Linked DNA regions of Mus musculus: region 2 is linked to region 1. A link is a loop called in an ENCODE intact Hi-C map of the cell type or tissue named here. Cell type or tissue: heart. All regions are shown on one strand. Each heading gives the region's core, and the rest is flanking DNA. Links, peaks and the distances in the headings are about the cores only. Region 1 holds the start of Stimate (STIM activating enhancer). Region 2 holds the start of Mustn1 (musculoskeletal, embryonic nuclear protein 1).

Evidence for each region. Hi-C counts contacts between places; a loop is a spot of excess contacts. Peaks named below come from ENCODE experiments on the same cell type or tissue, not always from the same donor. Only the 100,000 strongest peaks of a DNase experiment are listed, where the experiment ranks them.
Region 2: it touches region 1 in a loop (2.4-fold over the local background); 3 of 42 quality-filtered maps call a loop at or near these places.

The regions. Positions count from the first base shown.
Region 1 is chr14:30,820,919-30,833,292 of GRCm38, forward strand. Stimate (STIM activating enhancer) reads left to right here and starts at 4,676. Exons shown (of 8, transcript NM_028839.4): 1 at 4,676-4,972. The coding sequence starts at 4,813. Sfmbt1 (Scm-like with four mbt domains 1) reads left to right here. Exons shown (of 21, transcript NM_001166532.1): 21 at 1-1,803. In heart, for the core only: CTCF peaks have their summits at 4,939 and 5,164; DNase peaks (open chromatin) are centred at 4,653, 7,373 and 8,323; H3K4me3 peaks cover 1,762 bases; H3K27ac peaks cover 1,395 bases.
Region 2 is chr14:30,874,158-30,886,531 of GRCm38, forward strand. Stimate (STIM activating enhancer) reads left to right here. Exons shown (of 8, transcript NM_028839.4): 8 at 221-3,053. The coding sequence ends at 319. Mustn1 (musculoskeletal, embryonic nuclear protein 1) reads left to right here and starts at 5,100. Exons shown (of 3, transcript NM_181390.3): 1 at 5,100-5,458; 2 at 6,460-6,592; 3 at 6,767-7,453. The coding sequence starts at 5,450. The coding sequence ends at 6,873. It overlaps Itih4 (inter alpha-trypsin inhibitor, heavy chain 4), which reads left to right and starts at 12,319. Exons shown (of 23, transcript NM_018746.4): 1 at 12,319-12,374. The coding sequence starts at 12,372. In heart, for the core only: a CTCF peak has its summit at 7,388 (motif pointing left); DNase peaks (open chromatin) are centred at 5,004, 6,354, 7,014, 7,374 and 2 weaker places; H3K27ac peaks cover 2,537 bases.

The sequences.
Region 1 (12,374 bases), core at 1,844-9,843:
ACTGGCCAAGCTCTGGAAATGAAGATCTTGGTAAATGTTTATTATTGTATTTAAAAGAGGCAGACATAGAAAACCAGTTTAGAGTTTGACCTTTGTATGTCTCTTTGAGAAATAAAAGTATTTTCACTGAGGGAAAGGGCATTAGACCAAAGTTTCCTGAAGACTTGAATACATTTCACATGCTCTTTAGAACCACTTTAGTTACTGATGTGATGCCTGAATAAGGCAAATAGGATGAAAACATCCCACTCCTCTCAGCCCAACATTGTTTCCAAGGGACACAGAACATCGGGGGAGGGGGGAGTCTAAATGAAAGGTAATAGCAGTATAACAACTTGTAAAATCATGAAAACTGTCACTGGGACTTACTCTTAGTTGGCACCTCTCACCAGAGCTTGTCCAGTTTGAGTGATTGCCAACAGTGCTGGGAGAGTCGTTAGACTGGAAATAACAGAGTGTGAACTTGCCTTACATACTGGGCATATTCCATGTGTGTGGAAAACCACCCGAGTTCCCAAGTGTTCTTATGAAGTGAAGTAGAGAACTTGGGCAGACAAGATGCTCCCTTTATAAATTTGGATGTCTTTGGTCCTGGGATCTTTGTAAGTTCTGTGTCTTATGACCATGATGCTGGCTCAGAAACTCTGTAAGGACAGAGCCTCCTGTACAAACAAGAAATAATAGTCACTTTCCTGCTATTGGTTTTATTTACTTTAAATGTTTTACTCATGAACTTCGATGATTGCTTTGTATGAGAATGTATGTACTTGGGGAATTTGAATTTATTCTAATAAGCTACCTATTGACCTGGAGTTTTGTTGTAAGAACTCTAAACTCAAAGTCCAGTCCAAATGGATCTGGTTCCAGGTGCACTCTTTTGGGGTTGTTTTCCTTACTGCTTGTCTTCAGCCACATGGGTGACTTTGCTCTGGGAACGGCCTTAGGCACACAGGTAGTGGGTGTCAATGCAGCACATGCTGATTTTCTTGCCGCTGTGTTTAAGAAATCAAAACTTTCTAAGAACCAGCAAAACCGGGATGAAGGTTTGTAGGGGAGGTTGGGGGATTAAAAAAAAGCAGGTCTAAAACTCTCATAATGCTTTTTTCTGACAAGTCTGGTGTGGTAGGTACCTACCATGGTGAAGTGTTGTGAAAAAAAGACAAGCAACAGATTGACCAGACGGTTGTCACTACCAGCAGTAAAGTGCAGAGTGGAGCCACAGGGAAGCAAGGAAGGAAGAAAGGGAGGGAGGGAACTTGTGTGAGAGGGGAACTGCTCTCAAGTGGAAACTCAGGCAGAAGGGTTCCTAGATGGCTCATTCTGTCTATGTCTAGCTCAAGTCACAATTATTAGCAGAGGCTGAGAAGAAGCAGACAGTCTCTAGTCCTTTGTGAGAATCTCTGAGGTTTTAACTGCTCACATTTTCCTCCCACCTTCCTCCTTTTTTCCCCCTAAAGACAATCAGGGGCTTGCCAGGATGGGACTCCAGGCTGCTTCCAGCACCATCCTTAGCCCTCTCTCCAGTACCCTCTCTTTGGAAGTAATGCACTTTGTTTAATGTATTTTGCCTTTAAAAAAAAACAAAAGAAACAAAAAACAAGTTGCTTGTTTGGAACAAAATGAGATGCTTTCGGCACTGTATCATTCCTGCTTGCTGTTTTTCCTCTTAATTTACAATTTTATGCATTAAAGACAAAGTATTCTTAAGGAGAAATATGCACAAGAATACCTATTAAAATAACTCCCATCAAGTTTGATGGTATAATTTTTAAGGATTAAAAACAGAACAAAAATATTTTGAGTGAATATATGCGTGCTTTTCTTTCTTTTTAGCAAATAAGTTTATAGTAAACTTGTTATATGACAGTTTTAAGTGGCTATGAGAAAGGTATTAATCTAATTTCATTTGTGCTAACTTTACAGTAAGAAAGGCTTTTAGCTGGAGTACATTCTTCCAAACTCTTAGTAGGGCCTCAGAGAATCATTTCTGAAATGAGTAAGAGAGGCCCTTCCTACTTAAATACAAATCTAGAAGCTATCCCAGCCTCCACCCCTTGGTGTCCTGCCTATCCCTTCTGGATTTAGATAGGCTTTGTTTTGTTTCATTTTGTTGTTTTTCAAATTACTAAGAAGAGATGGGGTGAGCAGAATCCTTCTTACTCCCTAAGACCTGGGAATTCTGTTCTCAAATTCTGAAGACTCTGTAGGCCTGAGAACCATCCACACCTGACAGTGCAGAGCAGTTGTCATATCTGTGTGTGCAGATTGGTGTCACACCTGAGTGTGCAGAGCAGTGTCACACCTGAGTGTACAGAGTGATATCATACCTGAGTGTGCAGAGCAGTGTCACACCTGAGTGTGCAGAGCAGTGTCACACCTGAGTGTACAGAGTGATGTCACACCTGAGTGTGCAGAGCGGTGTCACACCTGAGTGTACAGAGTGATATCATACCTGAGTCTACAGAGTGATGTCACACCTGAGTGTGCAGAGCGGTGTCACACCTGAGTGTGCAGAGCGGTGTCACACCTGAGTGTACAGAGTGATATCATACCTGAGTGTGCAGAGCAGTGTCACACCTGAGTGTGCAGAGCGGTGTCACACCTGAATGTACAGAGTGATATCATACCTGAGTGTGCAGAGCAGTGTCACACCTGAGTGTACAGAGCGGTGTCAACACCTGAGTGTACAGAGTGATGTCACACCTGAGTGTGCAGAGCAGTGTCACACCTGAGTGTGCAGAGCGGTATTTCTCCCAGACTTCTTTTGTCAGCTGTGTGTGCAGTTTTTTCATGAACTCTGTGTCTTCAACTAGTAATCTCCCTGTGCCCAGCCACGGCCTCTCTTGCTTTAACACACAGATCCTCTGGCTCTCCCTGAACATGAGCTGTAACTGCTGAGTGCTTAGTGTGTAAGGTCCTTCTCGGACTTAAAGGGAATGATGGGACTTTACATTTCCCTTATACGTTCATTTAGTTTCACAATCTTTTTCAATAAAAAAAACTTTAAATAAATTTACATTTCAATAAATTAAATATACATAAGTTAAAATTCAGGTAAATTTACATTTGCTGTGTGCCAAATCTGTGCCAAGAGTGAATCAACACTAGCTCTGCCTTTAGAAAGCTCATACCAGGGGAGAGACCTAGCTGTCTGAACCAACATACATACAGCTGAAAGTGCTGGTGGAGCAGAGCACACAGAAGGTGAAGGTGCAGTGGAGATGGGCAGACAGGTGGCTTGCCGCCTAGGCAGCAGCTCATGGCACAGGGCTAGAGAGTAGTATCCATACCGGTGTGCGAGGAGACGGTAAGAGAAAGGCTGCAGAATTGCATTTCCTATGGATTGCAGAGTCTATATCCCTGTTAAATAAAACAAACAAACTTTGGAAAGCATTTAGTCCTCTTTGATAATTAGAACTTCTTGAGGAAATGTCTTTAAAGTTAGTATTTATTGTTCCAAAAAGATACCTTGATGTAGGTTAGACCTGTACCATGCACATGCCCATTGACATGCAGCAGACAAGTCAGAGCTCTAGGGCACCAGCAAGAGGTGTCTAGAGAGACAGCAGAGATGTCTAGGGGTCTGGGTAGTAAGACAAACTTAAATTGGAGTCTGTGCACACCGGTGGTTTGGAGGTAAAAAAAAAAAAAAAAAGAAAGAAAAGAAACCAGACTGGGTGTGGTGGCATATGCCTTTAGAGAAAGTCGGGCAGATTCTGGGCTACATAATGAGTTCCAGATGCTGTCTCAAAACAAAATCCGTTCTATTTGTAGTTGTATCTCAGAAGTGAACAGAGCAAGGACTTGTGCATGTTGACTTTGCACTTAAACTCACCCTTTTTATAAAGCGAAAAGTGGCTGGATTGAAGTAACCATTTAAAGTGGGGGTGGGGGACAAGTGTAGTGGCACTTAACTGCAGTCCTAGCTACCTCGGAGGCTGAGGTGGAAAGATCATTTTTTTTGTCCAAAGGTTCAGATTAGCCTGGACAATTCAACAAGACCAATCTCAAGCAAAGTAGCAAAACCAGACAGACTGGTGTCACAGACCTACCTATAATTCACTTAGAGTGCGTGAGTGTGAAGATCAGGAGTTCAAGGCCATCATTGTTTCTAGGTCCTTGTTTTAAGTTTGAGGACAGGCAGGGTTAAGAAAGTGCCTGTTTCAAAACAAAACCCCCACAAATTATGTTTGGGAACAGGGATTCACCCTGGAGCTTTGAATAGTGAGTTGAATCCTCTGGCTTTTGACCATGAAAGTAGAACACTCAATCCCTGGCGTGGGAAGAAGACCTCAGACGGCTGAGACTATTGTACTCAATACCGTGCCTTAGCATAATGTTGCCTCAGGTTCTGGACTCCACTTCCGAAGTAGTGAACCGAATCTGAGGGCAGAATGTAGGAGTATTCTTAGGAAATTGTCCAGGGCATTTATAGATTTGCCTTGGAGGGGAAAGGGATTTAGCAACAGACTCCATCACTGTCCCTGACACTGCTCTCATGACCTAGAACACAGGGCTCTGGGGATTCCTTTTACACAGTCTGGCTCACCTGCTCTACCTACCTGCAGAGATTCTCCTCCAGCCCCGCCCCTAGCCCTGGCTAGAGCCCCGCCCCGGAGGGAATCGAAGCCCGCCTCACGCCTGGCTCAACCAATCAAGCTCTACGATCTCGGACGTCGGGTTACGCGCGGCGCGGAGGCGGCCGCGGGCTGAGATACCGGCACCCAGCTCCAGGTCCGGGGTCGCGGCTGGGCAGCGCGACCCGGGCTGCAGCGAGGCCGGCGGCCCCTCGCGCCCTCCCGTCAGGCCGCCATGCAAGGCCCGGGAGGGAACGTGAGCCGCGGATTGCCGAGCGGGCCGGCCTCCACGGTCGCGTCCGGGGCGGGCCGCTGTGAGAGCGGCGCGCTCATGCACAGTTTCGGCATCTTCCTGCAGGGGCTGCTCGGCGTCGTGGCCTTCAGCACATTGATGCGTGAGTCCGGGACCCCAGCCCCTCCCCGTCCCCACGTCGACCGCCGCAGTCCCAGCCCCACCCCGGGGACCCTCCTGCCCTTAGAGTTCCGGCCTGGGCACCGGGCCCTTGGGCTGCGGTGCCTCCCTCTCCCGCGAGACGGTGCTGGTTATTCGAGACTAGAAGGGAGTCCGGGACCCTGGGCTGAGAGCTTTTGGCCAGGAGTGACCCTGCCCCTCACCACCTCCACCTTAGACCTGTCTCTTGTCTGATGTCAGCCTAAATCTGGTCCCCTCCCACTTTGCCGTCGCAAATTAAGGTTACCTCACTTTTCGGTATGGACCGAGATTACCCCCCCCCCCCCATAGCTTCTTCTCAGGGGCTCCTCGTAGCCTTCCTCCCCTTGGCTCTTAGACCCCCACACCCTTAAGTGTCTGCTAGCCTAATGCTGGGCTCCTCTCTGAACCTTCACTCCCAGTGTTTGCCCTCTCTGTTGGGTGTGGGGAGACTCACCCACACCCACCTGTAGTGTTAGGGCAGTGCAGTCGGTGCTCCCACATTGCTGCGCGACCCCCAGCCCTACTCCCTCTATTGTTCAGGGAAGATCCTCTCTGACTGCCGCGGTACCCACATCCCAGCCTCCCTTTTCACCTGTTCAGCTCTGTCCTGAGCTTTCCCAATTAAGTTGTATCTGAAGTTTCCGCTTGCTGTTCTTCCAAACCACGTTTGTTATTTACATTTTTAAATTTCCTCTTTTTTCGTGAAACTCTGACAACCCTCCTGGTTGACTTGATGGAGGAGGCTAGAGGCTCCGGGAAAGTCTCAGAGGCACTTCTTGGGGAGTTTTATAGTAAAGAAGGAAGTCACAGATGGCCCTTGTTGCCCAATGGGGGTTGGAGGAAGGGTCATATTTGCCCTTGGGTTGGGAGGTTGTGCTGTTTCTCTGATGGGCACATACACACACACAGACACTAAAGGATGGAGTTCTCTTGGCACGTAGACCTGAGAGTGTCCCTGTGATGTGTTAGAGAGGAGTTATAACTAAGCTATTATATAGAGGCATTAATTCCAAAACTGACATGTTTTCACAACTGTGCTCTGTGGGCAGAATGGGGAGTTCCAGCAGGATGTAGTCTTCACTGGGGGTGGGGGTGTCCTGCTGCAGCTCTGAATGCAGATGCAGTAGGGTTATCCTTGCTTATTTATAACAAGAGGTTTCTTTGGGCAAACTCGCCCAGGCTTCAAGCGACCCTGGATAGCCCCTGATTCTGACCACTATTTCTTTATGGCTGCTTGGTTTTGAACAAGAAGTGCCCAACTTGCCACTGCTTCTTTGCCATTTTCTCTGCTGAAACTAATGTGTAGTTGTTCTCAAAATGATAGTTTGTGACAACTTAACCAGAATCGGTTGCTGACAGGTGCAGATTCTTTTGTGCCTGTGTTTTCAGGATACTATGAATGGGCTTCTGCTCCTTCCCACTCTTCTCTCCTCCAGCCACTGTCTTTTTTCAAGAAACTATAGGCTTCATTTTTATTATGCAAAACCTGGGATTTTGTAGTGTGGAGCTGACTGTTCTCATGGATTTGATTTGTGTGACTCCCAGGCTCACTTGTGATTCAGAGAGGGACATGCCATTATGTCAGGACAGAGTTGCTCACCGATGAGAATTGTCAGGGTAGATTTGTTCAGAGTGGTGGTACTGGCCCTGCAAGTCTTCGGGGACTCACTTCCTCACTGAATCTTCAGTGTGAGTTTATGCACACATCCCAGGGTTGCTAAGGACTTCCTGCGAGCATATATTAAGTGAGAAAGTCCATTCCTGTGCAGAGGAAGGCTCGATATGGAAGGGCTTCATGATCATGGCAGAAGGCCCTGGGCCAGTGAGTGGTAGTGTTATGTACAAGAGATGAGATGGCCACAACTGGGTCTATCCTGTAGAGCAAGCCAAGGTGGCAGGACTTTTGTACTAGATCAGGAGGCCTCCTGGGCTGCAGCCCATTTGGGAAGCACCTTTCATATGGCTTAGATTTCTTGGTCCTGTTGAAACAGAACTATAGGGCTTTTCCCTTTTGAATAGCCAGGAGGAGGGAGGAGGGAGGAATTCTTTTTTGGTTTTGGGGTTTGGGTTTTGTTTTCTTGTGTTTTTTGTTTGTTTGTTTGTTTGTTTTGTTTTGTTTTGTTGGTTTTTTGAGACAGGGTTTCTCTGTGTAGCCCTAGCTGTCTTGGAACTCACTCCATAGACCAGGCTGGCCTCGAACTCAGAAATTCACCTGCCCCTGGCTCCCGAGTGCGCCACCACCTCCACCCAACTGAGGGAGGAATTCTTAAGGGGCCAATTTATACTTTTGGACTGGATTTTTGCTGGGGAAGTACATCTGGCCGCTGTCAGACTCTGTCTTCCTGGTCACAAATATGTCTGGCTGAGCTGCTGGAGTCAAGGGCCAGCCTTCTGGGCCAGAGCCCAACTGGAAGTTCCTGAAGAAGTGGGGTGGGGGGGGGGGAAGCACTTTCCTCTGGCAGTCCTCTCTTTATGGTCTTCAGGCACATTCTTCTGGACAATTTGAACCAACAGTGTTGTCTGTACTCTCTGAGGTCTTTCCCTTTGCAGTACCGTGTCCTCTGAGGCAGTCGAGTCAGTGCCTCTCTTGGGTCCCAACCCAGTTCTGACTACAGGAACTCTTCAGTTTTCCTGCTGGGCCTGCTCTTGCTGTAGTATAATAGACCCACTTCTGTGCCTGACAGACTGAGGTCTTCTACCTTTACATCCACAGATCTACTGTTTATTCTTATGCATAAAATCACTTTGCCCGTGTTGCTGAGTTTTCTACCTTTGTGGGTGGGCGTTGTACTAAAGGAAGAACTTGGACATTATCTTCATATCACCTAGGGGAATTTGGGTTCCCCTAAGTGTCTCTTCCCCTGATACTCTGGTAGACGCCTTGTGTTATATCTGGAAGTTGCACATTGACTCAGACTAGAGGGCTGAGGACATCTATGCCAGGTTCTGTGTGTATCCTGATCTTCGTGCTATCTTTATAAGCGTGCAGACTGTTAGAGTCCACCAGCTACTGGTGTATTCATGGGCACTTTGTGAATTAAGAAAGTAGATGGACTTCCCAGAGCTTTCAGCTAAGGAGCCCCCTGTTAAGGAATGCCCAGCAAACTCAAGCCAGATAATAAAATTTCTAGCCACTCTTGAGTTTTTCTGAGTCGTTATGAAACTGACTGGGCCTCTGGGCATCTACATAGAGACTTTGAAGCCAGAGGCTTTGTCATGATCTGCCTGCCAAACAGCTCTTCTTGTTTGGTGTCCCTGTTTCTAGTCCATGGCGTGTCACTCAGACTAGAGTTGCAGCAGAACGTAGCTGAGCAGTTGAGAAGCTTGGCAAACTACTCCAGTGTAGGAGAGTCATCCAGCTGTCAGCCAAAGGTCGGCATTGGCCTGTGTGTGTTAGCGTTTGGGGAGTTTACTCTCAGGACTGAGTGCAGAGCAAACTCAAGCTTCCTTCACCATGCGCAGGCAGGGTTCTGAGCTGAAGTGTGGACAGAATTGGCTTTTAACAAAACAAGCATTTTGACAGCTTAAGTAAATCTGCCTGTGTGCTTTCATGTTGCAGATAAGGGGCCTAGCAAGCTGGTAGAAATAACTAGAAATGGCTCCGTATGCTACCAACAGGGCACTGCCGTTAAGAAGTGGTAGCTTTTTTTCTGTGACCCAAAGCAAAATCACAAACTTTGTAACTCTACTAGGAATGGTTAGAAGGATACGTGCTAGGAACTTCAAGTCTTTACGTTCAGCGTTGCTATCTTACTCTCGGATAAGGCTGTGTGGAATTTTCGCTCCCACAGACCCGGCCTCCCTGTGTGCGCCATTGGCACAGTATTTCTCACGGTCACCTCTCTGGATCTGTTTCTCATAGTCACCTCTCTAGGTCCCATCATAGTTTCGTCTTTAAGAATGCCAGAACAGCGAACGCCTGCCTGCTAACTCGTTTCACTTTGTCAAGCTTTCTCTATGTGACTTTCTTTTTCTGAGCCTTCTGAAGAGAAGGTGGAATTGCTACCACGCTTTATGTTTCAACACTTCAGTCTCCTCCTAAGAATAAGGACACTTAAGAGGATTGATAACCCTATATGGTGGATTTCTGAGTTCGAGGCCAGCTTGACCTATAGAGTGAGTTCCAGGACAACTAGGGCTACACAGAGAAACCCTGTCTGGAAAAACCAAACCAAAATGAAAACAAGCACACAAACAAAACCCCTCTGTCTAACCATCTGATGTTCACTGTGTGTTCACAGTTTCCCATGTGCCATCTATTTTAAAGCTAGAGTGTTTTGTTTTTAACTGACTCAGCAGAGGGCCATACATTGTGCTTGGTTTGGACTTTGCTGTTGGAGTCCTGAAACTGAACCTGGGCCTCACCATGACAGGCTAGTGTCTACCCCTCGGCTCTATCTCCAGCCCCACTTTGAGTTTTTAATGACATTGGCCTTTGGAAGAGTCCTGCCTGGTAACTGAAGTGCCCACATTCTACAGGTCTCTAGGTGTATCCTTGGGGGTCTGTGTTGTGTCATTGACCCCAGTATTTCCCCAGTTTGGAACAATTAAAATCATATAACCAGTATCAGGAGGCTGTAGCTCTTAGAAAAAGCAAGTCCTTGACTGAGTGGTGGTGCACACCTTTAATCCCAGCACTGGGTAGGCAGAGGCAGGCGGATTTCTTTTGAGCACAGCCTGGTCTATATAGTGGGTTCCAGGATAGCCAGGGCTACATAAACCAAGAAATAGAAAGAGAAAGGCCAGTTACTTCTTGGTAGGAGTGGGAAATTTTCTCACTTTTCCCTTATAAAAGTGTCATTCTCACTGTGATGCCTTAAGTGAGTGAAAGCCCCGCTCCTCAGTGACCATTCACCTACAGGTTCCTTCCTCTCTGGGAGCTGGACTGTGAGGTAGGAAAGGCTGCGCTCTCTGGGCCTAGCACCCAGCACAAACTCTGTCCTCTCCCTGTGCAAAGGAAGGACGTGCCTTTTTCTCTCCTATGCTGTGGCTGACGTTAGCGTGCTGCTTCTGGGTGTTCATGGTCAAAAGACTTGGATTTCTAGATATTCATTTATTTGATAGCTTTTGTCCATGGCATTCTGCTGCTTTATTTATAGTAAAAGTTTATTCATTTGGAGTTTTATGAATTAGGGGATGATCCAAATTGTAGAATAATCTCATTAAATGCATTTTTAAAAATTACTAAATGCTGCGCTGGCCAAGTGTTGCTCTGTAGGGGCCTGTCAGACCTCTGCTGCTTTAGTGACCTGTTTAAACCCTTTGTAATTAGTATAATATTTGCATGAAGATGAAGTTGTGTTGAAGTTAGAAATAGCAGGACCATGGCTGTGGATGCAGTCCACATCCAGGCTCTTCTGTCCTTGAGCAATGTAGGTGGTTCTCAAAGCCTCAGTTGCCTTCCTCGGAAGATGGCAATGGTAATTTCTCTGTTCTGGGCCTGTGGGGATTGGAAGTCGTCAAGGATCGGTGGTAGGGACACATCTGGCTCTCTGTGGGTCTGGGGTCCGGGATGGTGCCATCCTCCTCCTTTGTGCGTTCACAAGTCCCAGGGAAGAGCAGTGCTTACACATGGTTTTATGAATGGAGTTAAGGACTTGCCTCTCTACCCTCATTGTTTGCACACCGTCCTTACATTAAACAGTGTAAGGACCTTTAGCCCTCTTCATAGAGTCCATAATACAAAAAAAATTAAAAGGCAAACAAACCTATTCCCCTACCAGCAAGGTCAGTGTAAATTCTGAATGAGAGTGTTCCAGAGCTGTGGTTTTAGGAGATGCCATGCCTGTCCTATGCAACCCTTTCCTGTCCTATGCAACCCTTTCCTGTGCTTTCTTTACCTGGGAGGCCTCAGGGGGCCTCAGGAGCAGGGCGTCCTCCAGGGCTAAGCAACGTCCAGGAGACAAACCTGCCTCCTCCTCATGGGCTTGATCTTGCCAGGGCTCTTGTTGGGAGGTGGCTGTAGAGTCACTAGGACTGGCCTCTTTCCTGCAGTTTGTCCTCCCTGAGCCCCCTCTGCTGGCTCTTGTGCTGAGCACTTGATATGCTCACAGGAATCCTGAAGCAAGGAGGTTTTGTTGTTGTCGTTTTGTAAGCAAGGAACTTGATCTTGTGCCTTCATGTTAATAGATGCAGAGAATCCCAGCCCCTTGAACTTTTAAGTACTCTTGTGTTCTTTCCGTTCCTGCCTGTCCTCTCTGTCCCTCTCACAGCCACCAACAGCTCTCTGTCCTGTCTGTCCCTCTCATAGCCACCAACAGCTCTCTGTCCTGTCTGTCCCTCTCATAGCCACCAACAGCTCTCTGTGCAGATTTGGTTCTGAGCAGTCCGATTTCTTTCTTTTTCCTTCATCTTTCCTCTACCCAACTCTGGTTTCTGACACAGGGCTCACTATGTGGCCCCGACGGTGGTAGTCTCCCTGTCTTGACTTCTTGAGTGCTGAGGTGACAGGGGTGTACCACCATGCTGCTCAGTGTGGTTTTCTTTCTTTTCTTGTCAAACATATTGCCTGTCACTTTAAATTATCTTGTGATAATTGATAACACTAAAAACATGAATTTGGAGCCAACCTCATCTATACAGTGAGTCTTAAGCCAGTCAGGGCTCTGTGATGAGACCTGGAGCCCCCCAGTGTAGATGAGCCTGAATGTGGAGCTGACCATAGGATTTCACACCCGTAGGCCTAACATTTGGGAAGCTGAGACAGGAAGAGCTTATCCTCAGGCTAACCTGGGCTAAATAGTAAAACTGTCTCAAATAAGCAAAGTATAGGAGGATGGAAACCTATAAGATGTATTTTATGAATATTTACATAAATACATCTGAAGTGATTTACAAATTATTTCATGCATGTTGAGCTACATTTTGCATTTGTGAATGTTTCCTTAGCCCTTAGGAGGTGGTGGTTCTCCTCTCTGAGGTCTGAGGTCTGGTATCTGAACAGCAAATGAAGAGATTACAGGAGTTGCTAACTGGTGAGAAAGAAATTTCCAGAGCCCTGTGTGATTTATGGATACCTATTTTGAACCCAGAGTTCATAGCCATTTGCTTTGTGCTCTGTGACTGTTAGTGATTTTAAGAGTTTTCTCCTGTACGTTATTCTGTGCACAGAAGCAGTCAGTCTCTGAGATTATCCCACTGGTAACATGTTATCCTTCTGTCCCTTTTTACATTAGCACTATTGGCATTTCTAATCATATTAATTTTTGTGGTGGTGACCTGTCCTTTGCACTCTAAGGCACTTATAATATCTTTGGCCTGTGCCCACTGGACACTGTAGTAACCCCTGTATCGTGACAGCCATTACAAATATCTCTAGACGTTGCCAAGTGTCCTTTGGGAGTACAGTTGTCCTTGTTTGAGAA
Region 2 (12,374 bases), core at 2,974-10,973, 54 kb after region 1:
CCAAGTGAAGGCATTGATTGGGTAGGGGGTGGCAGATTAGGGGTGGTGACTTCAATGCTAGCTTCAACAGGCCAGCACATCTCGCTGTGGAAGAGGGGACTTCCCTCAACCCTCCTCTGAGGGTGTGGGAGACATGGGGCCTCCCACAGGGGCTGGGTTCCAAGGAGGACACAGCACAGAAGGCGCTGGAATCTCAGGCCTTGCCTCTTGACCGCCTCAGATCCTGATCTCAGCTGACGACGAGATGGAGGAGTCTGACGCCGAGGAGGACCTCCGGAGACCTGTGAAAAAGAAGCACCGCTTCGGGCTGCCTGTATGACACATTCCCACGCTGCGGGTGACAGTCCTGGGGCCCAGCCCTGCAGCAACAGCGTCTCTGCCCTCCTCTCTGCCCTCCTCTTCTACCTCTGCTCCTCCTGCTGTCTCTGCCCGCTCTCCACCCGCCCCAGACGACTGTGACTTAAAAGAGGGAAGAGGACCCATGCCCGAGGGGGCTGTGGGCAGCTGGAGTGCCCACTCAGTTGCACTACAAACACTGACCAAATATGCAAGCGAAGAGCTTTGTTTGTTTGTTGTTGTCCCTTAGGGGTTCTGTAAGACCCCCTGTCCTGTCTGACCAGGTGGCATGGTGGAAGGAAACAGCACACAGACTGTTGCGGGTCCTGGAGCTGAGGCTGCCGGCCTTGTGGACAAGCGCTGTGCTTGAGGTTAGCAGTTGCTGGTTGACCCAAGTTGGAACAGGAATGCTTTCTTAACTCAAAATGGCTTTTGTAACTCTTTATTTCTAAAGCCAGTTTTATGAGCTGTGACAGTGTTACTGTTTTTTGAGTATGTGTTCATTTCCTACAAAGTATCTATGGGTCTAATGGGCAAACAGATTTTTAAGTCTTCCGTATACTGTTGGACTTTTATATTTTTAAGTTATATTTTCATACTATTGTATTTAAAACTCTTTTTAATCCCCAAAGACATGGATTTGTTTGCCTTTCATGGGGAATGAGCTAGGGGGAGGTGGGTAAAAATGAGGAGTTTTGGAGGCAGGAATATTGTTAAGTAACATCGATGGTGAGATAAACGGCCCTGGTGGGAAGGTAGAGAGATAGCGCTTATCTGCGCTCACAGATCCATAGTTAAGGTCAGAACCTGCACAGGAGGCAGCTGCTCCAGTGTGGGGACAGACAGAGCCCTGCCAGGGCATACAAGCTGCCGTGTTGGAGGCAATGGTTAAACTTCACTCAGGAGTTACACGTTTGTGTCCAGAGGACTCAAGACCGCCTCCGGCTACTCCTGTTGGTTTCCTGCCTATCTCAGTCTCTAAATTGCAAGTGTTAGAATGGCCTCAGCCTTGACTGCCTGTACAGCAGCCTTGACTGTACAGCAGCTTGCAGAGCCAACCTTTGCCCTGGTCTGTCACCAGCTGCCACCTGCTTGCTTGCTTAGCTGTCTAGAGAACTCTTCCTGGCCGGAAGAGCCTGTCATGATGCCCTACAAAGTTGTGAAATAACTGCAGCAGAGCAGACACTGGTGTGAGTCGTGTTTGAATGTGTAGGTTGTATGAGGCATTTCTAACTGGCTCCTCTCTGCTGGCCACACCCACTCCTCAGCCGGGCTGTGGTTTACCTGTGGGCCAGCCTGGCCTGGCACTGTCCCTGCTGTGGGAGCAGCAGGGCGGGACTGTCTGATGGCCTCTCAGTGGTAAGGAGCACAAGAACACCCACCGCCTCACGGGCTGAGGCCTTAGGTGAGACAAGCACAGAGGACAGCTCTCCTCAGAACCCCTAAGCCTAGGTCAGAGTGTGCTTTGCATAAGCATACAGGCTCTAAATATGCTTGTGGCCCGTGACCCTAGCCCTTGCCCAGGATACCTGGGCTGTCTTCTGCCACTTGAAACCTTCCTTGTCACAGACAGAAGGGTATGCTCTGGGTGGCCCTCTCAGCTCACTGTCTAGCGCAAGTCACTGAGAAGAGTGAGTCTGCTGTGGGAGGCTGCACATTCCTGTCAGGCAGAGGCCATGACCTGGAACGGGTCCGCCAGGCCCTGCCTTGGTCTCAGTTCCCATTTTCTTCCATCGTTCAGCAGTGGTCATTCTCTCCCCTTCTCTAGTGAGCTTCCACTGAGCTCAAACTCCTGGTGAGCTGGTCAGCGCCCGGGTGTTGCTGACGTCATCCTCACGTCCCCTTCCCCTTTGCTGTGCTTTAGCTGGCCTTTGCTGCGCACACCCCTGCCATCCCTCTGGAGCTCAGAGCTGAAACCTCATTTTCAGACTCAAGCTCCTGGAGTTTCCAAGCTAGACACAGAGGTGGGGGAAATGCTGTTAAGGACGGAAGGATGGCAACTCCGGGTGCACAGCCTCACAGAGGTGGTCTGTAAGGTCCTCCCAGCTCCCAGGCACAGGGCCTGGAGGACAGGAAGCAAGTGAGTGCAAGTTCCTTCTGCACCCTGATTTCCGCTAAGGACTGTCGTCTCTGGGCTGCAGCTGTGGAGTTGGCTCAGTAGGAGAGGAGGTCCAACAGGGATCTGCCACTAGAGCCTGTCTGTGTGCAAGCGTGGTGTGTGTCTGTCCTTCCCTCTCCCTGTGGATGTGCGCATGCAACCATACAGCAAAAGCACATACAATTCCGCATCCCTTGGGAGAGCCTCCGGTGGCCGACAAGGCCTTTCTGTCACCGTGGTGCACTGTCTCACTGGAGTGGATGTAGAGGGCTCTGGTCAGGACTTCTTCCTGAGCTGTCCCCCCTCCCCGGAACAAGTGTCCACATCACTTGTTCCAAGTTGCCTTATGAGGTGGGACCCTTTACTGGCTGATTGCGGGCGACACCGAGCTAGGGAAAAAAAAAAAAAAAAAAAAAAACAAGAAGTGTGGAATGCTGACCTAGCTGTGGTGTGCTGTCAATCTGATTTGTCCAAATAGGTACCTTGGCCAAGCTGCTCTTGGTAGAAGCTTGCCAGCCACGGTGAAGAATGAGGTTTTTTTGTTTTTGTTTTTGTTTTTGTTTTTTTTTTGTAACTAACAGAAATAAACCAATGAGAGAGAGCTGACACCTAACTCGGAGACATGGTGGTTGCTTTTTTATTTCCTTTACCTGTTGGTGGGAGTTTGGGAAAGGCAGCGGTGAATGGTGAGCTCCCGTGTGGCAGTGGTCCGGAAGGTGTGTGAGGTGAGACTCTGTGCCCCTCAGCCCTGGGGCATGTTGGGAGCAACCTCCTGCCTCAGATGTTAAACTGTGAACTCCCGAGCACCAAAGGAGTCGTGGGTTCATGTCACCTCTCCTGCCTCCTTTCTTGGGGAAAACAAAAAGATTCAAGTTCAAGTTGTAACTTCTCTTTGGCAGTATAGGCCTGCTGGCTACAGCTCAGGATGCACATCTGAAAGGTGCCCCAAGACCTTGAAGGAGCAGACCCAGACTGTCCCTCCTGCCAGGCAGCAAACCTTATAGGATGTAACCTAGTCTTGTTTTGTTTCTGTTTTTTTAAGACAGTTTTACTGTGTGGTCCTGGCTGTCCTGGACCTAGCTCTGTGGATCAGGCTGGGCTCATACCCAAAGATCTGCCTGCGTCTGCCTCCCAAGTGCTGAGATTAAAGGTGTTCTCCACTCACCCCCCGACCCCCGAAGTGAGCTAACTCTTAAATGAAGATTTCCACAACTTTCAATGGGAGACTTGTTCATAGTGCGGGGCCTGTGGTCAGCCTTGCTTTGAACACCCTGAGTCCTGAGTGGGTGAGTGGATTGGTTGGTGGACTGGTTGCCTGGTTTAGTTCTAAATTTTTCTTTTCCTGGGTTTACTTAGAAGTCAGACCTATGAGTGACTTCAGCTGCCAATCAAGGCTGTGTACGCAGTCATGAGTCACAGAAACCATCCCACCTCAGCTGCCAGTGACACTTAAGCATGGTGTCATGCATGGGTCACAAAACCACATTTTTTAGATGAAAGAGAAGATGGTGTACTTCCATTGTAAACTGGTTTACAGTAAATTTTCACATCTTATTATATAAAAGAAGAAAAAGGAGGAAAAAACCCAGCACTTTTGTGGTCGTTGGTTGTGTGCCCTGTGCCCTGTAACTCACAACCAACTCAACGGGTTAATAAACCTGATGGCTTGGCTGCAGTGGGCTCAGAGTCTGCGATGAAAGGAGCCTAGCGTGGTCTAGCCATCATCCTGATGAGCCTAACCCGCTTTTCCTCCTGGGTCGTGAGAGCTGGGCATCCCTTATCCTTGTCCTAGTCAGCCAGCTGTGGGTACTCCTCACAAGGCATGGCCTGGCCTCCCCTTGGAATCATGGGTATTGCTCAGGTCCCTGCGTATAGACCTGATGGTGCACACACTGACCTACTGGGAGCCAGGCCCAGAACCAAGAATGGGATAGAGTTCGAGGCACAACAGCTATGGAATGACATTTAGGATGACTGTTAGTGCCTGGTTGAATTTCATCTGCCTGGTGCCTTCAGGGATAAACACAATGTCCATTGTAGACGGGAGGGAGTGGAGAGAAGTCTAAGACAAACCTCCAACCCACATCTACCACAGCCCACCTCAGGCTTAGGGTCCCTGCATTGCCACCAGTGATCTTTCCATGCAAAGATGAAGTTAGTGGTGGGTGCTAAATGATTTTCCAAGGGAGCTCTACTCTTTACTACAGCTTAATAGCTGAAGTGGCATTCACCCCAGCCCTCTAAAGTCCTGCCAGCCAGCTTCCAAGTGTCCATCTTAGACAGAAGCCCTCTATAGGCCTTTACTAGCAAGCATGGTCTCCTCCGGGCCTATACTGTACCTTGCTTTGTCTCTTTATTAAACTTGTCCCAGGGCTGGCTAGAGGACCAGGACACCAACAAGACTGTGATATGGCAGCTCCACAGGGTCTCGGCCTTCCTGGCTACTCACTCTGAGTTGGCTGTGCTCACCATGAGGAAGTGTTTCCAAGCAACAGAAAGGAAGTTTCTCCCCTGCTAATGTGCTGGGATGGAAAATCTATTTCCAGTGGAATCCAGGAGTAGAAGAGAAAGCTAAACAAACTCAGAGCATCCACCCTTGTTCAGGGCCCTCCCTCTCCTCAGAGACTTCCCCTCCCACCCCTGCCACTGGGATGGGTTCTTGCAGTCAGCCTGGGCAGGCTGTCTCACACATTCCAGGGTTCACATTCATAAACACAGTCTGTGAACAACAGTGCCAACACCTCCCACCGTCGAGTAAGCAGCTGTCCCCAGAGATGCGGGGTCCCCGCGGCCATCTCCTCTCACCAGGGCAGCTGCCCATCATCGCCAAGAATAAACTCCAGCTAGTCGCTGCGTGGATCTGAATCATCTGAGAGCTTCCAAAGGAGGGGAGTGACTACCCAGGACGCACAAGCAGACTATATAAGTTCCCAAGGGTTGGGCCTCACGCAGATCCTTTCCTGTGGCTACTGCCTGCCAGAGAGCTACCAACAGCGAGCTTGCTTGGCATCCAACATGTCCGAGGTAAGGAGGCCCAGAAGGGACTAGTTGGTGCCAAGGAAGTTGCGAGGGCAAGGCTGGACACTAAGTAGTAGTGCCTGCTCTGAAGTAAAAGCCAAAGCTAAACAGAAGCACCGTGGCCCTTCCAGGCTGGCCTCTGGACACCCTGGGTCTCACCAGGCTCTGGTGAAAGGCCTTGACACTTCAGGCGTGTGAGGGGTTGGAGGTGGGGAGTGCCTATATAGAACTGTGCGCCTTTGTATGGAGATGAGGGAGCTAGCCTTGCTGGCTTAGTGTGTCCTGATGTGTACACATTTGTAATCTGGAGGAAGGATGAGGGGCGGAGACTGTACCTATAGATCTGTCTGTCTCCCTGTGAGGGTGTGTCTGCAGGCCTGCGTTTCCCTGGGAGCTCAGCCCAGGCTGAGTGAGGGAATCCTTGCACCTGCCTGCAGGGCTTAAGAAGGAATCAGGTGTCAGCCTCACAGGCGCCCGCCCGGGTGGTAGAGAAGGGTGAGCACTAAATCTGGCTTTCCCGGCTCTACTGGGCAAGAACAACAAGGTCATCCTTGCTCCTTTCTCCATGGCTGTCTACCCCGATCCCTCCCCAAACACAGTAAACATCAGTGGTTTTGTTTTAGGGAAAGGGGGGAGGGGCAGTCTTACGGACTTCACCACCTCTGTGAACAGATCTTAGAATTCCTGAGATTACCAAGGGCTCCTCAGTCTTAGAGTTCATCTTTTTGCTCTCCGCCCTTGTGTCCAGTCCTGAACTCGGCCTGACAAACAGGCCAGTGTGAGGATGCAGTGGTCACCACCCCCAGGAGTTCCCTCCCTGTCTGTGGGGAAAGGTCAGATGTCCAAGTCAGGCTAAGAAGGCAGGGAGGTGGCGGGGAACTTGCAGTTGGGAGAGGAGTGAGCTTTGAATCGGCTTAATTCGGAAGCCTGGGAAGGAGGAGCCCCCGCCAAAGTTGGGGGGTCTTCATCTCAAGGCATTGAATTGTAAGGCTCTCGACTTTTCCAAGGCTGGCACTCCTGAAGGCCCCATCAAGAAGAAGCGGCCCCCTGTGAAGGAAGAAGACCTGAAGGGGGCCCGAGGGACCCTGGCCAAGAACCAGGACATCAAGTCTAAGACATACCAGGTCATGCGGGACTACGGTGAGTGTCCCCCGGGCATGTGGTAGAATTGGAGACACAAGCATCCCCCGGTGGTAGCTAAGAGGTGTTGAGGGTCTCTGGGCATAGGAGGGGCTGCACACAGCATAGGGAGCCCTGCCTCTGAGAAGACCAGTTTAGGTCCCTGATGTCACCTCCTCCATCTCTTGCCTCCAGAGCAAGCCGGCTCAGCTGCCCCATCTGTATTCAGCCGCAACCGCACAGGCACCGAGACAGTCTTTGAGAAGCCCAAAGAGGGACCAGCCAAGAGCGTGTTTGGCTGAGACATGCACATTGCACCATCCACCCGGACACAGGAGCCTCCCCACGAACTTTTTTTTTTTTGTAATGCTGGAAGATGCCTTTCCTCTGCTGTCTCTTGAACCATCATGACTCCCACAACCCTAGCCCTTGGAAACACCAATAAAGAGTATGCCCAATGTCCCCAACCTTGGGACGTTGCCATGGCCGCTACCTGCAGAAGAGAGGGAAGTGTGGGGACATAGCATATCTGGTGCCCTTCCTGGACTCTGAGGTGGGACAGGGAATAATGTGTGTGCTCTCAGAACCACTGAGGTGTTCCAGGCAGAGCCTTAGCCGTGGAGTCCTGGTGCGGACTTTCTGATGCGTGTAGGAGACAGTTCTTCCTAAATCTCTGTTTTAGGCTGGGAAGATGGTGCCATAGCTAAAAGTACTTGCCATTTCTTTAGAGGACTCTGGTTCAGTTCCCAAATATCCTCATGGTAGCTCATAACCATTGAACTCTGCCACCCTCTTCTGGCCCCTGCGGGCATTGCATTACGTGTGGTATGCCTGTAGTCAAAATACTCACGTACCTAAAATAAAAATGAAATGGAAAAGTAACCTTCGGTTTCCCATCATGCACAGCAGGAGAGTTGAGTTAATGTCTATGGCATAAAGCAGGTTTCAGTAACAGAGAGACCTTGTTGGAGGCCGAGCTCCCTCTGCCTGCCTCAGAAGGTGCTGCAGTGTTTCCAGGGTCCTCCAAGCCCATTATCCTTACTCCTTTGCCCATGGTGTCTCTGGACTGTATGTCTCCATCTCAAAGCCCAAACTAGGTGTGGTTCCTCTGGCCAGTGGCCGTGAGTTTCCAAGACTCCTCAGCAACCATGTCCCGCCCCCCAGCATGGTGGCCGGGGTATGAGAACACCAGGTTCCTAGCTGTGTGCCATCTGTCTCCTCAGACCTGTGTCCTATGTCTGCTGTGTCAGGTTGAGGAAGCTAAAAGCTTGCCCAGTTAGAATGGCAAGAACACAGGCAGGCCAATAATGGCTCCTGAGAGCAGACCTACAGGGCCTGGCTCATGGATGACTCCTCCTGAGAAGCTCCTGTGACCCCTGGGCAGGTAGCTCTGGCTCCAGGCTGGGCCTATCCTCTGGGTCCCAGAGGAGCAGACGTCTTGTGGGGACAGAGCCAGCACTTGCTCACTGGACCTCTTAATAATGTCCTTCCCAGCAGAACTGTGTACTGTCCAACCCCACTCCCATCCAGAGCCTGGAGGGTGAACGGACACACAGGAGTGTGGCCTCTGACCATAGCCTTGCAAGGGAAGGCAGGGTTTTCATAGAAGCAACAGAAATTTCCTCAAAGTTTCCAACGCCCTGTCCTAGGGACAGATGCCACCAGCCTTGAGGTAAACCACACCAATGAAGACAACACACCAGTAGCTGGCCACACTTCTGGGTCCGTAGACTCAGGAGTGGACTTTCCAGGGCCACCAGAGGACACCAACTCCAGCTGCATCAAGTATTCAATATTTGTTTGCTTTATTACAGTGTCTATTATTTTAAAAAAAAAAAAGTACTTAGTGGGTGAGGGTAAGGTGTCCCCCACCTCTACCTCATCCTTTGAAAGTTACAGCAGGCAGGAGAAATGGCTCTGGACTCATGAGAGAGGGAGAGCTGGCTCTGCCCTCACTAGCTACAACACTCCAGAGATCAGACCCCTGCACCTCTCCTGAGCACTGCAGTACAGCTGACCCTGGAGTGGGGGTGGGTCGCAGGTGAGCAAGCCCAGAGGGTGTGAGCATGGGAGCCCTGCCACTTGTCTGACATGTGGTGGCATGGGCAAGGGGAAGATGCCACCCTTTGACCCTTCCCACCTATGGCAGGCGGGAGAGTTGGCCCCAAGGTCATGGGAGCTAGAGAACTAGCCTTGTGCCTCATCTACTGCAGCATTTGGGAGAACAGGCCCTGCCCCTTGCCTGCACACCGCAAGAGAGCTGGCTCTGCTGGAGAGCATGAGACCAGGAGAGCTGACTGTCCTTGCTGGCTGTGGCATTAGGTGAGCTAGCCCGGGCAGTGCTGGAGAACTCGCCTTGTGCTGTGGGTACAGGAGAGATGGAGGGTGGACCAGCTCAGCTACCACCCAAGCCCAGATCTAGGGCTTTGAGTTGGCCCATGCCAGCATCTCCCCCATCCATGAACTGCCGGAGCGTGTGAAGGGGCTGGTCCTACAGATAAAGATGCAGGGTCTCCAAGACACAGAGCCACAACAGAATTTCCAAGAGGAGTCCCTCTCAGGGGATTCAGTATTTATAGCATAGCAGGAGCCAGAAGCCTCCAACGGGACCAATGACTCATTTCAGTGAACATCTCCAAGTAAAAAAGTATAAACAAAAGAGTATACTGTGGGACACAGTCACACATTACAGCTTTGACAACAAGATTTACCCACTTTGGGCTGGAGGTTTCAAGGGCAAAAGGTAGTGGGGAGATGAGTGGGATTGGGGTGGGTGATGTGAAATTCACAAAGAATCAACAAAAAGTTAAATTAAAAAACAAAGCCGGGCAGTGGTGGCGCACACCTTTGATTCCAGCACTTGGGAGGCAGAGGCAGGTGGATTTCTGAGTTTGAGGCCAGCCTGGTCTACAAAGTGAGTTCCAGGACAGCCAGGGCTACACAGAAAAACCCTGTCTTGAAAAACAAAAACAAAAACAAACAAAACAAAAACAAAAAACAAACAAAACCAGCTGGGCATGGTGGCAAACACTTTCAATCCCAATACTTGGGAGGCAGAGATGGGCAGATCTCTGTGAGTTCGAGGACCTTTTCCTCAAAGTGAGTTCCAGGACAGCAAGGCTATTACATGGTGAAACCTTGTCTCAAAAAAAAAAAAAAAATACAAAAAAAAACCCATAATTCTTTACAGTTCTTGAAAGAACAATACTCAACTTCACTTCATATGGAAAAATAAAAAAAAAAACAGGATAGCTAAAACAATCCTGTACAATAACATAACTTTTGGAGTTATCACCATCCCTGATCTGAAGGTGTACTACAGAGCAATAGTAATAAAAACTACACAGTATTAGTAAAGGAACTGACAGGTTGATCAATGGAATTGAACATGCAGTGAATCCACACACCGGTGGACACTTGATTTTTGCCAAGCCAAAACCATACAAGGGGGGGGGGGGAAGCGTCTTCAACAAACACTGCTGGTCTAACAGGATGTCTGCAAGTAGACAGTTACAAATAGATCCACATCTATCACCCTGCGCAACACTCAAGTCCAAGTGGATCAAAGACCTCAACATAAAACCGGATACACTAATTCTGATAGAAGAGAAAGTGGGAAATAACCTTAAGTGTATTGACACAGGAGACAACTTCCTGAATAGAACACCAACATTCCAGGCACTAAGATCAACAATTAATAAGTGGTACCTTGGCCTGGAGAGATGGCTCAGAGGTTAAGAGCACTGACCGTTCTTCCAGAGGTCCTGAGTTCAATTCCCAGCGACCACATTGTGGCTCACAACCATCTGTAATGGGATCTGATACCCTCTTCTGGTGTGTCTGAAGTCAGCTACAGTGTACTCATCATATATATCAAATAAATAAATAAGTAAAATTTTTTTTCTCTTTTTGTTTTTTTGTTTTGTTTTTTGAGACATAGTTTCTCTGTATAGCCCTGGCTGTCCTGGAACTCACTCTGTAGACCAGGCTGGCCTCAAACTCAGAAATTCGCCTGCCTCTGCCTTCCAAGTACTGGAATCAAAGGTGTGTGCCACCACTGCCCGGCAAGTAAAATCCTTTAAAAAATAAAAATGGGACCTCATGAAATGGAAAAGTTCTGTAAGGCAAAGGACACTGTCAAAAGGACAAAATGACAGGCTACAAAATGGGCATAGATCTTCACCAACCCCACATCCAACAGAAGGCTGACATCCAAAATATATACAAAAACTCAAAAAGTGAGATGTCAACAAACAAAATAACCCAATTAAAAAGTGGGGTACAGATCTATACATAAATCTAGACAGAGGAATCTCTAATGGCCAAGAAGCACTTAAAGAAATGTTTAGCCAGGCAGTGGTGACCCATGCCTTTAATCCCAGCACTTGGGAGGCAGAGGCAGGCAGATTTCTGAGTTCAAGGCCAGCCTGGTCTACAGAGTGAGTTCCAGGACAGCCAGGGCTACACAGAGAAACCCTGTCTTGAAAAAAGAGAAAGAAAGAAAGAAAGAAAGAAAGAAAGAAAGAAAGAAAGAAAGAAAGAAAGAAAGAAAGAAAGGAAGGAAGGAAGGAAGGAAGGAAGGAAGGAAGGAAGGGAAGGAAGGAGAGAGAGAGAGAGAGAGAGAGAGAGAGAGAGAGAGAGAGAGAGAGAGAGAGAGAAATTTTCAACATCCTTAGTCATCAGGGAAATGCAAATCAAAACAACTCTGAAATTCCAGCTCCTTCAGAATGGCTAAGATCAAGAAGAAGATAAGCCTGCAGCTTGGTGTGCTAAGACCGGTTGATATCCACGGGAGGCCTCCTGTTTTCTGAGGAGAAAGGGGAGGAGGGGTGGATGGGTGTGGGTTGGGGATGAGCTGAGAGGGAGGGACTGGAAGGAAAGGAGGGAGGGGAAGCTGCAACCGAGATGGAAAGTAAATAAAAATCAACAAAAAATAAAATAAAATAAATCAGTGCTTCTACTTTCTCAAGGACATATTGAGAAAAGGTATTAGCAGCACCTAAGGGCCGCTCTCAAGGGCCTGCTATGACAAAGTCAGCCCACACTCTACCTGTACACAGCTTTCAGGAATTCTATCCCTGTGCCTCACCTTCCTGCATAGACTGTCCAACATCACACCTCTAGGCTCAGGGTATGCATCTTTACAACTCTAACGTATTGTCAAATTGCAGACCTGTTCGAGAGTCTGCTTGGCTTGAACCTACAGCCTGGTTATACTAATAGGACCCATGGAGCAGCCTGGTACCAGAGAGTGAACAGGGGTTTCTGGACCCAGCATCTTTTGCTCCAAAAAGTGCCCAATCTTGCTAATGTCCTCAGATGCGTCTGTGGTCCTCTCGGTGTCTCAGGGATCCCACGGGCATGCCTACCTACCAGGTTAATATGGCCCTGTCTCTTCCAGGAAGCCACCTAGGGTATTTTTTCCAGCCCTGGTCTTTCTACGGAAGCTTATGTTTCCTCCTGGGCTCATTGAGAGCTTACTAGCCTCACTGCTGGGTGCCTCTGGCCCTACACATCATGATGGATGTCTACATCAGGTTGTGACTCTGGAATTCTGAACCTAGCTAGCAGAAGGCCTGCTAATGCCCAGCTGCCTCTCCCCAGGGTATGTCCTTCTATCAGCAAAGTTTACTGGACATAGGTCACTTGTGTCCTTATCTGAGGCCTCTGGGATTTTTTGGCTTGGAAACCTGCATTTCCGAGAACTTGCACCAGCAGGGGCTGGCCAACCAGCAAGTTGCCAGTTTATAACCCACCTGCTCCAGGGCTCAGAAGCAGTCTGGCGGGCAACTGAAGGCAGATG